5 separate regions of the Homo sapiens genome follow, and all the other regions are linked to region 2. The links are chromatin contacts, found by Hi-C or POLR2A ChIA-PET in ENCODE. All regions are on one chromosome and are shown on one strand. The core of a region is the stretch at or near the end of the contact, and the rest is flanking DNA. Distances in the headings are between cores, read along the strand shown.

Region 1 (2,708 bases), core at 104-2,603, 1.0 Mb after region 2:
TAGGTAGAATACTTCCACAAGGGAGACCTCAAGCTTCTGATCACTAAGAATAATTACATGAAAGAATATAGCCTCCCTTCTTCCGATAATTGCAATATGCTGTTCAATCAGAACAGAGTGCAAAGAAACAGATCCTTTACGCTGTAGGGTCCCCAGGGCCTGGGATTACAGTCTCCCTATTTCTTCTGGAAAACCACAGCCTACAGGTAACTACCCTCTATTTGGCCAATCTACTACCAGGTGCAGAAAGACTATTTACAAGTGACGACTCTCAAAGGCCTACATTTAAAAATAAGGAAAACAGAAAAGTAGCTTTGAGTTTGGCAAAACCTGAATTTACTTAGTAGACCTGTCTTTAATATCAGAAGATGGGTTTTCATAGAATGGCAATATGGATCTACTACTTTTCTACATGGCCCAGAGCTTCATTTTCAATTTTACCTATTATCAAATGAGGTTCATACCTCACAGGAATGTTCATACCTCACAGCAACTAATTAAATAAAATACATTTCAGGCTGTGGACGGTGGCTCACGCCTGTAATCCCAGCACTTCAGGAGGCTGAGGCAGGTGGATCACATGGAGTCAGGAGTTTGAGACCAGCCTGGCCAACATGATGAAACCCCATCTCTACTAAAGATACAAAAATTAGCCGGGCTTGGTTGTGCATGCCTGTAGTCCCAGCTACTCAGGAGGCTGAGGCAGGACCCAGGAGGTGGGGGTTGCAGTAAGCTGAGATCGCACCACCGTACTCTCGCCTGGGTGACAGAGTGAGACTATGTCTGGAAAAAAAAAAAAAAATTTAAATGCCAGACAGTACCAAGTACCTTATCAAATTCTGGAAACATTTTCCCTTGCCTGAAGGAACTGAGAAACATAAACCATTAAGTCTGAAGTGAACGTTGTTCTTTCCTACAAAGTTAAAAGTTGTAACTGAGATACAGAAGGATACTAATGATTTAGAGACAGATGGAAAACCCTCGTGCCCAGTAGGCCCATCATGTAATGAAACAACATACAAACATGCTATTCTTTGAAAAAAAAAAAACCTTTGAAAACAGAAATCTCATGACCAAATGACTCATTCAACATTTTTTGGTGTACTTACTTTATGCCCGGCACTGTGCTAGGTTCTGGAAATATAAAACATCCACGCAGCCCATTTGAGTACCAGCCTATTGGACCTTAAACTGCTGTCAGCGATTTAACAGAGGTAACACGAGAAGACCAGCTCCCCGCAGTTTCCTCCCTCCACCAGTTTCCCAGCACGCTGACCTCCACCTACCTCTCTCAGTTCCCAGGAGGGTAAGATTGCCCAGAGGCGTCCAGCAGTGAACACAGTAAGCCTGTTTAAGGTAAACGCAGTTTAACCCTAGCGTTTTAAGTGGAATAACAGAGGCTGGAATGTGAAAGTGGGAAGGTCTGTTTGCTTTCAGTCCCACCCCCAAGGCCTGCCCTAAGAGTCTGAGACAGGAGAACACACGTCTACAGAGAGCCTGCCTAGAGTCTGGATTTTTTAAGCTGCTGGATACCAGGTGCTACCTGACACCAGCTCATCCCCTGCCTCTAGAGTCCTGGAGGGCTTTGAGTTGATCACTTTCCACTCCAGGAATGTTATAAGAAACCGCTCAGAAAGGTAACTGCCCTGGGTGTAACTGGGTTTTTCATGAGGACACTCCAAGATAGACCTCAGGATAATTATTTGGGTGTTTTCCTAAGACTACCCTCCATTTTGCCCCCTTAGAGGCTGCTTTTTCAAGAGGGGAAGTTTTGGATTCCCTCACAGACCCCTCGTGTTTAAGGTTCCACTCTTATGTTTAGTTATTGGTAGGAAATCTTATAGTCTCTGCCCCAGGGTAACCTCTAACAGATTTAGATATGTGTTCTGCTCAAATGCTACCCACACTGGGGAAGGGGAATCCTAAGGTGGCAGCAGAATTTAGTAGAAAATGCCCTGGGCATTTTCAGAAGGCAAGTTCTCTCCTCTCTAATGCAAGCTGTATATCTTGAGCAAGTCACTTCCTCTCTCTGAACCTCTGGCTTTTCCTAGGCCAGGCAAACGGGCTCTTTACATACCCTTTCAGGAATGAACTGATTCCTGTCCCAGGAAACAAGCTAGTCATACCGTGCATTTAGCCATATCCCTCTCTTCTGCCAAACACTTTGCAGTCAGAAGCAGCTTATAAAATTCAGTGGGGATAAAGCAGGGTATGGTGGTGTGCACCTGCAGTTTCAGCTACTAGGGAGGCTGAGGCGGGAGGGTTGTTTGAGCCCAGGAATTCTGAGACCAGCCTGGGCAACATAGTGAGACATCAACTTAAAAAAAAAAAAAAAAAAAGAAAAAATCCAACTGAGTTAAAAAAAATTTTTTTCCAGTCATAAAGCCAGGATAAACTGAAGAAATAGCAAATCAACTTTTTTTTTTTTTTTTTTTTTTTGTGACAGAGCCTTGCTCTGTCACCCAGTGCAGTGTCACAATCTCAGCTCACTGCACCCTCTGCCTCCCAGGTTCAAGCAATTCTCCTGCCTCAGCCTCCTGAGTAGCTGGGACTACAGGCATCCACCACTATGCCCGGGTAATTTTTGTATTTTTAGTACAGAAAGGGTTTCACCATGTTGACCAGGATGATCTTGAACTCCTGGACTCAAGTGATCCACCCCTCTTGGCCTCCCAAAGTGCTAGGATTACAGGCGTGAGCCACCACAC
Region 2 (2,700 bases), core at 196-2,695:
ATGTAAGCATTTCCACATAACAAAACCAGAAGTTTCTTCACAAAGCAAATCTACAGACTGAATAAAAATATTGTGTGTTTTATCACTCACTTTTACAAATAGAAATTGATGTTATAAGGCCAATTACTGACAGCCTTAATAAATGAAGGGAAATACACAAAATTATCAAATGTCTCAGAAGCAGCAGCTGGAGGCCTGAGGGAAAGAGACAGACAGACAAAAGGAAATGGGAGGGGAAGGAGATATATGAAGCTAACACGCTTAGACCGCACTAGACCTTAGCTCAGCCCCTGACCCACTATAATTTACTCAGTTATCTACATCGCCCAAAAAATTAGCGGTTGAAAAAGTAAATCGACCATTGTGGGCAATGATTTTAGGTTCTACATTTGGCTTGAGATTTGCCAGAAAGAAAAAGAACTAAATCAGAAAAAGATGTAAATAGCAAGAAGCGATGTGTGTAGAAGGGGGAGGGGAGGAGGGTAATGGAATAAAAGCGAAATGCGCTCAAGTCTCAGCACTAAAGCTACTCCGCGCGTACTACAGAGGCCGGGCCGCCACCGGGAGCTCTCCCCGTGCGGGGCAGGAGCGGGGGTCGCTGATGCTCCCCTGGCGACTCAGGGAAGGGGGTGGCGGGAGCCGGCGCCCCCGGGACACGCGCAGAGTGGCTCCGATTAACACCTTCCTCGCCGGGACCTGGAGCTCCGAGCGGGGCGCGCACGGGGGTGGGGCGGCGAGGAGCGTGTCCCCTCCCGAGGAAGGAGAAGACAGGAGAGGGGCGGACCGCATCCCCGTCCCCAGCCCAGGCGCGTCAATTACCCGTGAGGTTCCTCAGCACCGTCCCGTGGGCCCAGAGGCTCAGGACCTGCTGCACCGACAGGTTGATCATGGAGTGGTCGCCCCCCTCCGCCTTCATCTTCCCCGAGGGGCGCCCGCCGCCCTCTCCTCGGGTGCCGGGCGGCGGCGGCGGCTGCGAGGCTCGGGGGGCGGCGGCGGGTGCGCGGCTCCTCCAGGCCGCCGCCGCTGGTGGAGGCTGCGGGACGCCGGGCCGGGCGCTGCTGCTGCTGCAGCCGGAGGGCCTCCGTGGGGGGGCCGCTCAGCGTGTCTCCCAGGCAGCCCCCTCCCCGCCGGGGAGACATTGAGGACGGCGGACGGAGGAAGGAGGGGAGGGGGCCGGGCGCCGTCCTCGCGCGGCCCCCGAGCGAGGACTCGGGGCGGAGGAGGCCGCCGCCGCTCCCTCTCAGGGGCAGCGCCGCGCCGCGGGGACTGGACACGCGAGGAGGCCGAGGTCACGCCAGGAGGCCGGTGCTGATGGGCAGCCGGCAGGTGCAGCCCCCGACAGGGCCCAGCTCATCGCCGCCGGAGGACGGAGACGCGGGACCAGCCAGAGGCTGCGGCGGCACCTGCCGCCCGCCTGCCCGCCCTCGGGTCGCCGACACTCGAGGAACCGCCCCCTCCACCCGCAGCCGCCGGCGGGCCACTCGTGCACGCGCACGCGCGCGCCTCTCAGCGCCGGCCCCTCCTCCCCTGCGCTCCCCGGAGCCGCTGCGCATGCTCACTCCCCCGCTCCCCGCGACCCGCCGCCCTCCAACAGCCGGTCGGCCCCAAAGCCCTCCTTCTCGCTCTCCCCTCGCGCTGCAGCGCGCGTGGCTGACGGCGCCGAGCGACGGCCCGCAGTGGGGCGGAGGGAAGCGCGGTCTACGTCACTGGCGCCACCGCCGGGCCTTACTGCTGATTGGGCGCTCCAAGGGAACCGCCTCCACGCCCCCCACCCCCGGACCCCGGGCGCGCGCCCTGAGAGACCGGGAGACCTGGATCCCTCGCCCTGGCCCGGCTGGGTGCGCGCGGTGCGGGCGGCGTGGGCGGTGCGGGCATTTCGGGGGCCCGCGCTGCAGGGGCAGCCCTGACCCAAGGTGGGGCTGCTGAACTCGGTGAGGTGGATACTGTGACAGTTCAGATTTTTGCCTTAAAATGTAATGCTTTTTGATAAAGATGCTTATGTATAACTTTTTTAAAAAGGTGTCACTATCTCAGCATTTAGATATATTAATTTGCGGGGTTTTTTTTCTGAGCCTGAATCGAATGACCTGGATAGGTCACTTACTTGCAGAATGCATGTTAAAACCCCTAAAACACAAACAGACCTGCGTTATCATTCTGCTAATCCCTCTTCCCGCAGCAAGAACTTGGGCCTCCCGGGGTTCCAGGACCTGCCTGACATTACCTGTTTACTCCAGGCTCGGCAGGTGTCCTAATCCTCAAGGCCATCGCCGGCTCTAGCCCCCCTTTTTTTGATGGTAGTATTCTTTTATCTAAGTTGCGTCTGTTATTTTTTTCCCTCGAACTTAAACTAGATCTCTCTCCCCACGCTTTGCTGTCTGTCTTCATGTCCAGCGTTAGCCAGAGGAGCATCTAAAATCCAACTACAAGTTAAACTCCTCGAAATTGGAAACCTTCTAACTTTAAAAAATAAAAATTTAAGTTTTAGCAGTAACATAAATATGCAGTAGCCAGCCCCTCCCCCCACCTTTTTTCAACCCCTCTGCCATCTGGATAAAGAAAAATTTACAAAGAGAAGTGAAGAAATACCTGCTGTAGCTAAATCATGAAGTATATTTGACAAAGCACTGAAGGGTCAAATTACCTGTCAAATGGTGCTCTTGGTGACCACTTTAAAATAATATTTACATACACATTTAT
Region 3 (2,700 bases), core at 106-2,605, 1.1 Mb after region 2:
TTGTCTCTATTAGCCTCCCCAGAGCTATTAATGTCACAAGTGATCTATCCAAAACCTAGAGCCCCCCACCTCCCTATACCTCTAGCATATCCCCATTAAAGAACGCATAAGGAACACTGTGATGAGATTGTGTGCATATGATGTCTCCAAATGGAATTTTAAAATACAATGCATACTGTACTTAAATGGTTGTGAATGCATCTGAATTACACTGGTGCTGAGAAACGTAATGCATTAGTATACTTTCTGCAGGTCTTCTATTTTTTTTTTTTCTAACAGTGGTGAGTCCAGCAATAAAGAGCTTATGGTTTTAACTAGGAAGTATATATACCCACTTTCCCAATAAAGGCGCTTTAGCAGAGGACTGTTAAGTATTTACTTAACAAAAGGGCACATTGCTAGTATTCCACTGTAGGCCTGTTCTTCCCTCCCCACTCCGCAGTTCAAAACTGGCCTTGGAATGGATCTCCAAAACTGAGACGTTTTCAAAATTGAACATAGGAAAGGGCCTATTTATCAAAAAGACGGGACGTGTGGTGTGGACAACAAAATCCACCACTTCCCAGCGTGGTGCCTCAATTAAAACGCTCGTTTACAGGGTGCTTTAGCCATCTAAATTGTCGGCTGATTTTAATAATGGGTCTTTGAAGCAGTTTTTCCCCGACACTAAAACCCCACCCAGCAAAACCCCTGAAGTACAAGTAACTTGCTCTCGGTTTGCAAATGTAATTCCCTCCCCTGCACCCTGAACCCGTGGTCCTGGACCTCATCTGGGGCCCACTCCGCTCGGATGCTCAGCGCCTCAGGGGTCACCAATTTCACCACCCATCTCTAGAGAGCACCCTTGACGGCGAAGGGGAAAGGGTCAAGGCAGAAACGCAGGCCAGGCTGGCTGGGGGAGGGCAGGGCCGCCTCCCGGCCGCCGGGTGAGGTAGGGAAGGGCTCGAGCCCGAGGAAGGGAAGTAGCAGAGCCACAGAATTTCAGAGCCGGACGGAAAAGCGGGGACTGTGGCCCAAAGCCTGGGATCCGGCCCTGGCCGGGATGAGGGCCGGGGTCGGGCAGGATTTGGGGGTGATCCACGACGCCCAACACGCGGCCTCCCCTCTGTCTCCGCAGGCCCCGTGTCCCTGTCCAAGTCCAACAGCAATGCCGTCTCCGCCATCCCTATTAACAAGGACAACCTCTTCGGCGGCGTGGTGAACCCCAACGAAGTCTTCTGTTCAGTTCCGGGTCGCCTCTCGCTCCTCAGCTCCACCTCGAAGTACAAGGTCACGGTGGCGGAAGTGCAGCGGCGGCTCTCACCACCCGAGTGTCTCAACGCGTCGCTGCTGGGCGGAGTGCTCCGGAGGTGAGGCCCGGCACGGCCCCGCCCGCCCCGCCCCGCGGCCGGGGGAACCACTGCGCTTGCGCCGGGGCGGTGGCGGCGACGCAAACAGGCCTCGCGCCGCGGCCCTCCCTACGCGGGAAAGGAAAGGGGGCGGGGAGAAGAGCGTAGAGCCAAGTGGGCGGGATCTGGGGGCGGGGGAGCGGGCGATGCGGCGCGCGCCTGCGCTCTCCGCTGCTTTCCCGCGAGCGAGTTCTGGTGCGCGCTTCGTTCGCTGCCGCGCGCTCGCGGAGTCCTCCGCTCCGCCCTCCTCCTCGCGCAAGCGCAGCTCGCTCCGCCGCGGGCTCAATCCCGGCCACTGCAGCCGCGGGGCGCCGTACAGCCACCTTTTCCCTCTTCGCGCACACCTTGCAAGCCCAGGAAAAGTTCCTCTCAGGCTCCTCGCTTTGCCTTACCTCTCTGAGTAGGGTCTCCGAGGGTAACCGGTCGTGCCTTGTATAGGGTTTTAATAGAATGGCTTTTAACTAAAGGAAGAGAATGGTTGTCCTCTTGAGTCCGCACGCCATGCTTTCCGGTCGCTGTCATCTCCAGACCCCCATACTATAGGCGTTTGCATATGATGATGATTCCCAATTTACTGAGGCCCTGATGTGTGCCAGGCTGCGTGCGAGCATGTTTACGTGCATTGTGTGTAGTCACTACCAAGGAATGCATCTGTTACATACATAGCCAGGGATTCTTACCTCACCCCTGCGAGGTTTGAGTGATTCATTTAGTAGATAAGATTTTATAAGGGTCAGCAAGGTAAAGCACCTTCCCTTAGGGCAGTTTTCTCCCTGCTGTGGGCTTCCTACCCCTAGGATTCCACTGCACGTTGTGAGTTGTGGGGCTTGTGTTGAACTTACCCGGATAATGTTTCTTCTCTTCTTTAATAATACTGAGAACTTCATTGTTTTGACTGTTATTCATTTACTTATGTGTTGATAGACCCACAGTTCCTTTCTAGTGGCTATATCCCGCACAAAGCCTATAAAGATCATTTTTTGGAAGGGTTTAACATCAACCATTCTAGTCTTTTCTTCCTCCTGCACAGTCATTTTGCTTTCCCTTTGTAGTCTTTCACTGACACAGATCTTTTCCTTGCCCTCTGCTTTTTCCTTCCCTTCCCCCATCCCCAATATTGGAGACTGTTTACCTAGGGGAGTATAATCTAATCCACACAATTAAAGAGCACTTGAGTAGGGAATAAAATCTGAAATTAATTAATTTGCTGTTTTATTTAAACAATTTATCTTAACCACTTTCTGATTATGGGATTCTATTTAGACATCTGTTTAGAACTGCCTCCATTGTCTCTGAAATCAGTGAAACTTTT
Region 4 (2,700 bases), core at 16-2,515, 1.8 Mb before region 2:
GGTTAGGGATCTTTGCTTCGGTAGCTGATGTATCCTGAGTCCATAGAACAGCGCCTGCACACAGTAAGTGCCCAGCCCTGGTGATGATTTTAAAGACAAGAAAAGGCAATTATAAAAGTTAGTGACCGGCCCAAGGTTTAGATGAAGTAAATGGAACTTGTGTAAGGTAACTTGAAGAACTCTGCTTACTCATGTGAACACTACCCAAGGAAGGTTTAGTACCCCAGTACTGAGGAACTAAAGATGGTGGTGGTAAGGGAGTGGGGAGGGGCATCAGTGTTTGAGTTCAACCACCACACGTTTCTTCATTTTTAAGTTCTGTCTAGCCATTATACACACATTTGTCTGCACTATAACTGGACTTCTGCACTGTTGATAGTCCTAAGTTTCCTTCAAAGCTTGGCATCCGTGTGGCTTATTTGGTAGAGATTTGAACTTTCAAAGGGACGATACCCATCATTGGGGATTTCTCTCAAACCCTGGCGGTTTAAAAACCTACTTGGGCACTGCTGCTCAGCCAGCCCGAGGACCAGGGAGGCAAGCACAGAAATAGAAAGCATTTGTAAGTGTTAGTAGCTACTTTAAAGAGTAACTCTGTTCTGTTAGACCTACTAATAACAAATTAGGAGCTTGCATTTAGCACATCTTTTTTTAAAAAAAAAACACGTTCATTTTTCTCCTATGTTATAGTGTTTTACCTGAGAGGCTGAATATACTAAGACAATGGCCAAATCTAATATAAAAATAGACCTCCAATCCACAACCTGCAGCAACCTGCCCAGAAAACCAGTCAGTTACCTACAATAACCAACCCAGGGAGCCTGCCTGCTCTAAATCAGACTTGCACTCCTCTGCCTGCCTTTTTTCTTCTCATTCGGATGGTCTTCATCTATTCCCACATACCTGGGGTGGGGAGGAAATTAGCAAAAGCAAAACCCGGGTCCTGCACGCAGGCAGCTTAAGTACGGCCCTAGGGCTCGGGTCTTCCCTAGGCAAGAACCTCGAGGGCCGGACACGGGAGTGCAACCCAGGCACGCGCCTTCGGATGGCCAGAGTAAATGGTCGCGAGATTTTGCGGGGTAGCAAGGGGCCGGGTGCCCACGGCGGGAGAAACTACACTACTCTGGAGGCGAGCCTAGCCCTTCATCCCGTCGGGTTTCACAAACGAAGCCAGAGCTTCCTGGAGTGAGGGTGGAGCTTCCTGCCCGCGCCCTCTGCGCATGCGCCCGCCCGGCGCCCGCCCGGCGACCTGGAGTTGATGTCACGTCCGGCGGCGGCGGCAGCGGCAGCGGCAGCGGCGCTGAGTTTTGTCTCCCGGGCCGTCTGGGCGCGCGCGGGTGTCCCAGGTACCCCGCCGCCTCCCTCCTTCCCGCAGGACTCGTCCCTCCTGGCCCTGGGCCCCAACGGTGCCCGCCTGCCCGGCGGTCGGTCAGCGCACAGGGCACGGCTTCCTCTGCTTCTCCCGGACCACTTAGTCTCAACCCGGGTGTGTTTGCACTACTAGAGGTGAAGCATCCATCATAGAGAGAATGGGACCTGGGGTCTTGGACCAGGGTGTTTTTACTTTTCCCATCAGGTGGACGCGCATGGGCAGGAGATATTATTTGCAGCATTTCCTCCTAGAGGACGCCTTTGTCATTGTAGTGCAATCTAAGAATGGGTGTCCTTAGACAACAGGGACCGACCAAATCGTCATGCAGCTGTTTGGATGCTTTAAAAAAATAAATCCCCACACTCATTACGCGTTTTATGCTGCTGACTTTTTTATTTTTAAGACATCTGCTCCCGAAAGCTCAGAGCCCTTTAGCATTTCATTTTCTAAACGAATCCTAATCTTTCCTGTGACTGAATCGGTTCAGAGGATATCTTTTCAATAAGGAAGGAAGCCCTCCCCTGCTCACTGGGGACGTCGCAGGGTTTTTAAACCTAAAGATTTACTCTTTTGTGCACAGACGCTGGAAGCATTTGGGTGAGGCAGTGCAGTGCTTTTTGGGAAATGCATCAGATCTTTTCTGTTCTTGAAACGCCAAATCTAACTTGGTCTTTTTTTGGATGAATTACCGCCAGTATTATGAAGGTTACTGTGAAGGAACTTGAGACCACTGAACTTTTTGAGTTCTTGCGGTAGATTTTAAATCGTTTTTCCGTCTTCAACTCTGACTTTGGGATCACTGTCAATTGGCTACATTCTTTACCCTCTTCTAGTTATAATTTAATGCGATTTATTTGTTGTGGGTTTTGAATTTCGATAGCTACACTTAATAGAATTGTGTTTAAAAGAAAGATAAGTGAGGAACTCGTGGCTTTTTACTTTTATATAACTTAATTTTTCATTTTACAAAATGCCCATTTAAAAAAAAGTAGCTAAGCAAAAGAAAGGAAATTAAAATCATCTAGAATCCTACTATCTAAAGATAACCATTGCTAACATTTTGGAATAGAGTGTTAAGTTTTAAAATACATGAAATTTGTAAAAAACAAAAAATGAAATCATAGTGTATACTGTTTGAGTATAATTTGCTTGACGTATCTTGCCTGGCTTCCATTTCACTTATTTTTTTTCTTTGCGCATTTATAATAGCTACAGAATGTTCTATTGTGCTAGGCACTCATAGGTATAGTGGGAAACCTAGTGCATAAACCTTGTGCCATCTATTTTATCAGCTCAGAGAACTTTTAACTTATATCTTGGTTTTTAGC
Region 5 (2,700 bases), core at 110-2,609, 1.9 Mb before region 2:
TTTCCACTCGTGTTGCGGCAGACCATGTGCTACATTGAGCCCAGTGCTGAAGACAGGAGATGAACATGACCTGACCCATGACCTCTCCAGAGACCTTCAGCTAGAAGACGTGCCTTTCACTTTTTAGTCCCCTCTCCCGGCACCAAATGGGTGCGAAGCGGGCATTCGATGAATATGCATACATTTATTTAGCAAATGTTTATTGAGCGCCTACTACATACAGGGCAAGGCAGTGTGCCAGGTGCCAAGGATATGGCGGAAAACCAGACAGACGCAGAGTCCCCATGGCTCCAGAGGTGCGGGGCCAGCCTTGGCCAGTCCTCCTCAGTGCCCCCTCGAGGGCCTGGGAAGGGTGCAGGGTGGTGGAGGTGGGGGCAAGCTGGGAGAAGTAAAGGCTGCGGTAAGTGGCGACGGCAACAGGAGCCGAAGCAAGAGGCGGGCGTGGCATGTGGCCAGGGCGACGTATCCGTCTCGAAACTAGACACGAGACGCACGTGCCGCAGCGGCCTCGGAGACCCCCTGCCCCGCTGCGGCCGTACACACCACAGCGTCTACGCGGGGGCGGGCATGGGCCTAGGGGCGGGGGAGGTGGGAGGCAGATGGGAGCCCGCCAAGACTGGACTGTCTTGGAAGAAGGCGGCTGAACCGTGCGTGCGCGGCCGGAGCGGGGGCGCGCGATTGGAGCAGGCTAGCTTGGAAGGAGACCGTAGAAGTCTGCGGTTCCGTGCCCAGACTCTGGGGCCTGGATTCCAATCGCAGGCCTGTTGCTTATATATGTCACCTTGCGCAAGTCCCTTAGCCTTCATTGCGGCTCATTCACATCACTGGTAAAATGGGTTTACAATAACCTTAGGTTGCTGCGAGGACTAAAAGGGACAATACCTGGAAAGGCGTTAGTATGATGCTCAGCACGCAAGAAACGCTCCGGGAGCCGAGGTTATTATTATCGGCTGTTCGCACCTCGCCGGGTCCCCTCACCTACCCCAGGCCAAGGCGCCCACTGCTCTCTTCCAAGGGACAGGCGACTAACCTATTAGGGCGCGTCCTGCCTAGATAGATGTATTTGCTTGGTTGGGGCGGGGTTTGGAGTGAAGCAGGGAAGAGAAGGAGATGGTGAGGGCAAAGAAAGGGAAGAAGCGGAGGGGCAGGAGGCGGGCGAGGCGGCCTGGGCGGGGCCGGGGAGGAGCCGGGCTGGGCTCCCGGGGCCCGGGCGCAGCGCGCACCCGGAGCTGGCGGCGGCGGGGGCGGGGGCGGCGCGCGGCGGCCAATGGCGCGCGGCGCTGCAGCGAGGGCGGTGCAGGAACACCGGCCGCTGACAGCCAAACTCGCCAACTCCGCCCTCGTCCCCGCGGGATCCCAGAGCCTGAGCCGGCCTGGGGCCGAGGCCGCCCGAGCCGCGAGGCGAGCGAACATGGCAGCAGAATGAGGAGGCTGGCGCCGGGTCGTGGCCGCCGCTGCCGCGCTGCAGCTCGGGATCCCAGTCCGGCGCGCTCCGGGCCGCATCCTTAGCCGGCCTCCTGGCGGCCGCGGGATTATTTCATTCCCAACGGAGAGCTAGGAAGAAAGGAGACTCCCCCGCGGAGCGGTTCCGTGCTCTGGCAGGGTGTAGACGTTTGTCTGTGCGATTCGCCGGCTGCGCAAACGACGCGGGAGAGAGCCGGTCCCGGGCTGCGGCGGCGCGGCCGCGGGGATGAGCCGGCCATGGAGCGGCCTTGGCGGGGCGCACGCAGCGGACTGGCGCTGCCGCGGGAGCGCAGCCTGAGCCGGGGCTCCAGGGGGCTTCGAAGCCTCCGGCGCCCTGGGGGGGTCCCTGCCGCCGACTCCGGGAAGGACGCGAGCCCCGCGTGGCGGACACTGCCGCAGTCACCGTTCTGAGGCGCCCCGAGCTTGCTCCGCCTGCAGCTCGGTGCGCTCTGGGCACCCGGGCGCCTTGCCCGGTGCACGGCGGCTGGCGCACCGCGGCTAGATTGGCTACAGGAGCGGGGTGCAGGACTGGCTAGAGGTGGGTGTGTGCGCGCGTTGGACTGGAGATCCGAGCAGAAGCAGAACCAGGCGGCTCTGAGCAGCCATGCTTCCCGGGGTGGGCGTGTTCGGCACCAGCCTCACGGCCCGTGTCATCATCCCGCTGCTGAAAGACGAGGGCTTCGCGGTGAAGGCGCTGTGGGGCCGCACGCAGGAAGAAGCGGAGGAGCTGGCCAAGGAGATGAGTGTCCCCTTCTACACTAGCCGCATTGATGAGGTGCTGCTGCATCAGGACGTGGACTTGGTGTGCATTAACCTGCCGCCGCCCCTCACCAGACAGATCGCTGTCAAAACCCTAGGTGAGCGACCCCTACCCCGCATCCTCCGTCCCACCCCCGCCCTTTAACCTTCTCTAGGTTCCTTCCCCCCTGCCTTTCCCTCTCCGCATCCCAGAAGCTTACCCTGCATCTACGCTGCCCCGGGGATCTGAGATCCCAGATCCGACTCAGAGCTCCCTCCTTCCTCGTCCCCGGCCTTCCCCACCTTTGCGCTTCCCTCCTGCCTCCTGGCACCACTTGGACGCGCTTCCCCACGTGTGTAGATTGCAGGCTGGAGAAGGCGTGTGTTCCGGGGATCCGAACTAGGAAGATCAGATGCCGATAATAGGGGATAGGGTGCTCCGCGAGAAGAGGAAAGTTACTCCTCAGCTGTGTGTGTAGTGTCCAAGTGTGTGTGTGT

The links. A loop is a pair of places that touch in the nucleus more often than their neighbours do. ChIA-PET counts read pairs that join two places held with the same protein, here RNA polymerase II (POLR2A). Pooled maps may share reads with other maps.
Region 1: a map with no recorded cell type shows a loop between it and region 2 (2.6-fold over the local background). The contact joins the promoter of GCNT2 here to the promoter of TMEM170B in region 2. A Hi-C loop is called at or near these places in 1 of 168 maps with a recorded cell type or tissue (B cell), 4 of 37 single-sample maps with no recorded cell type and 8 of 50 pooled maps.
Region 3: a map of CD8-positive, alpha-beta T cell shows a loop between it and region 2 (15-fold over the local background). The contact joins the promoter of TFAP2A-AS2 here to the promoter of TMEM170B in region 2. A Hi-C loop is called at or near these places in 6 of 168 maps with a recorded cell type or tissue (CD8-positive, alpha-beta T cell, OCI-LY7, endothelial cell of umbilical vein and 2 more), 2 of 37 single-sample maps with no recorded cell type and 18 of 50 pooled maps.
Region 4: a loop to region 2 is called in a map of CD8-positive, alpha-beta T cell, with 10 times the contacts of the local background. The contact joins the promoter of TBC1D7 here to the promoter of TMEM170B in region 2. A Hi-C loop is called at or near these places in 4 of 168 maps with a recorded cell type or tissue (CD4-positive, alpha-beta T cell, CD8-positive, alpha-beta T cell and naive thymus-derived CD4-positive, alpha-beta T cell) and 6 of 50 pooled maps. POLR2A ChIA-PET finds 5 or more read pairs at or near these places in 1 of 52 experiments (activated CD4-positive, alpha-beta T cell).
Region 5: a map of B cell shows a loop between it and region 2 (15-fold over the local background). The contact joins the promoter of GFOD1 here to the promoter of TMEM170B in region 2. A Hi-C loop is called at or near these places in 2 of 168 maps with a recorded cell type or tissue (B cell and naive thymus-derived CD4-positive, alpha-beta T cell) and 10 of 50 pooled maps.

Annotation. Positions count from the first base shown.
Region 1 is chr6:10,519,996-10,522,703 of GRCh38, reverse strand. GCNT2 (glucosaminyl (N-acetyl) transferase 2 (I blood group)) reads right to left here and starts at 1,353. Exons shown (of 5, transcript NM_145649.5): 1 at 1,287-1,353. It overlaps LOC101928146 (a long non-coding RNA gene), which reads left to right and starts at 1,298. Exons shown (of 3, transcript XR_001743961.2): 1 at 1,298-1,356. RefSeq lists an enhancer at 1,007-1,066.
Region 2 is chr6:11,536,494-11,539,193 of GRCh38, reverse strand. TMEM170B (transmembrane protein 170B) reads right to left here and starts at 1,445. Exons shown (of 3, transcript NM_001100829.3): 1 at 820-1,445. The coding sequence starts at 916. RefSeq lists silencers at 492-771, 782-861, 962-1,121, 1,152-1,981 and an enhancer at 651-1,152.
Region 3 is chr6:10,403,157-10,405,856 of GRCh38, reverse strand. It overlaps TFAP2A-AS2 (TFAP2A antisense RNA 2), which reads right to left and starts at 1,355. Exons shown (of 1, transcript NR_145448.1): 1 at 1-1,355. It overlaps TFAP2A (transcription factor AP-2 alpha), which reads left to right. Exons shown (of 7, transcript NM_001372066.1): 4 at 1,118-1,349. RefSeq lists enhancers at 1,074-1,183, 994-1,611, 1,407-1,701, 1,614-2,700 and a silencer at 1,314-1,693.
Region 4 is chr6:13,327,102-13,329,801 of GRCh38, reverse strand. TBC1D7 (TBC1 domain family member 7) reads left to right here and starts at 1,265. Exons shown (of 8, transcript NM_016495.6): 1 at 1,265-1,506. TBC1D7-LOC100130357 (TBC1D7-LOC100130357 readthrough) reads left to right here and starts at 1,265. Exons shown (of 9, transcript NM_001318809.2): 1 at 1,265-1,346. It overlaps LOC124901261 (a long non-coding RNA gene), which reads right to left and starts at 1,187. Exons shown (of 2, transcript XR_007059457.1): 1 at 904-1,187; 2 at 1-77. RefSeq lists an enhancer at 920-1,426 and a silencer at 1,060-1,449.
Region 5 is chr6:13,486,259-13,488,958 of GRCh38, reverse strand. GFOD1 (Gfo/Idh/MocA-like oxidoreductase domain containing 1) reads left to right here and starts at 1,359. Exons shown (of 2, transcript NM_018988.4): 1 at 1,359-2,321. The coding sequence starts at 2,069. It overlaps GFOD1-AS1 (GFOD1 antisense RNA 1), which reads right to left and starts at 2,698. Exons shown (of 2, transcript NR_046709.1): 1 at 2,506-2,698; 2 at 2,188-2,278. RefSeq lists enhancers at 308-437, 1,998-2,107 and silencers at 498-607, 988-1,367, 1,388-1,867, 2,008-2,171.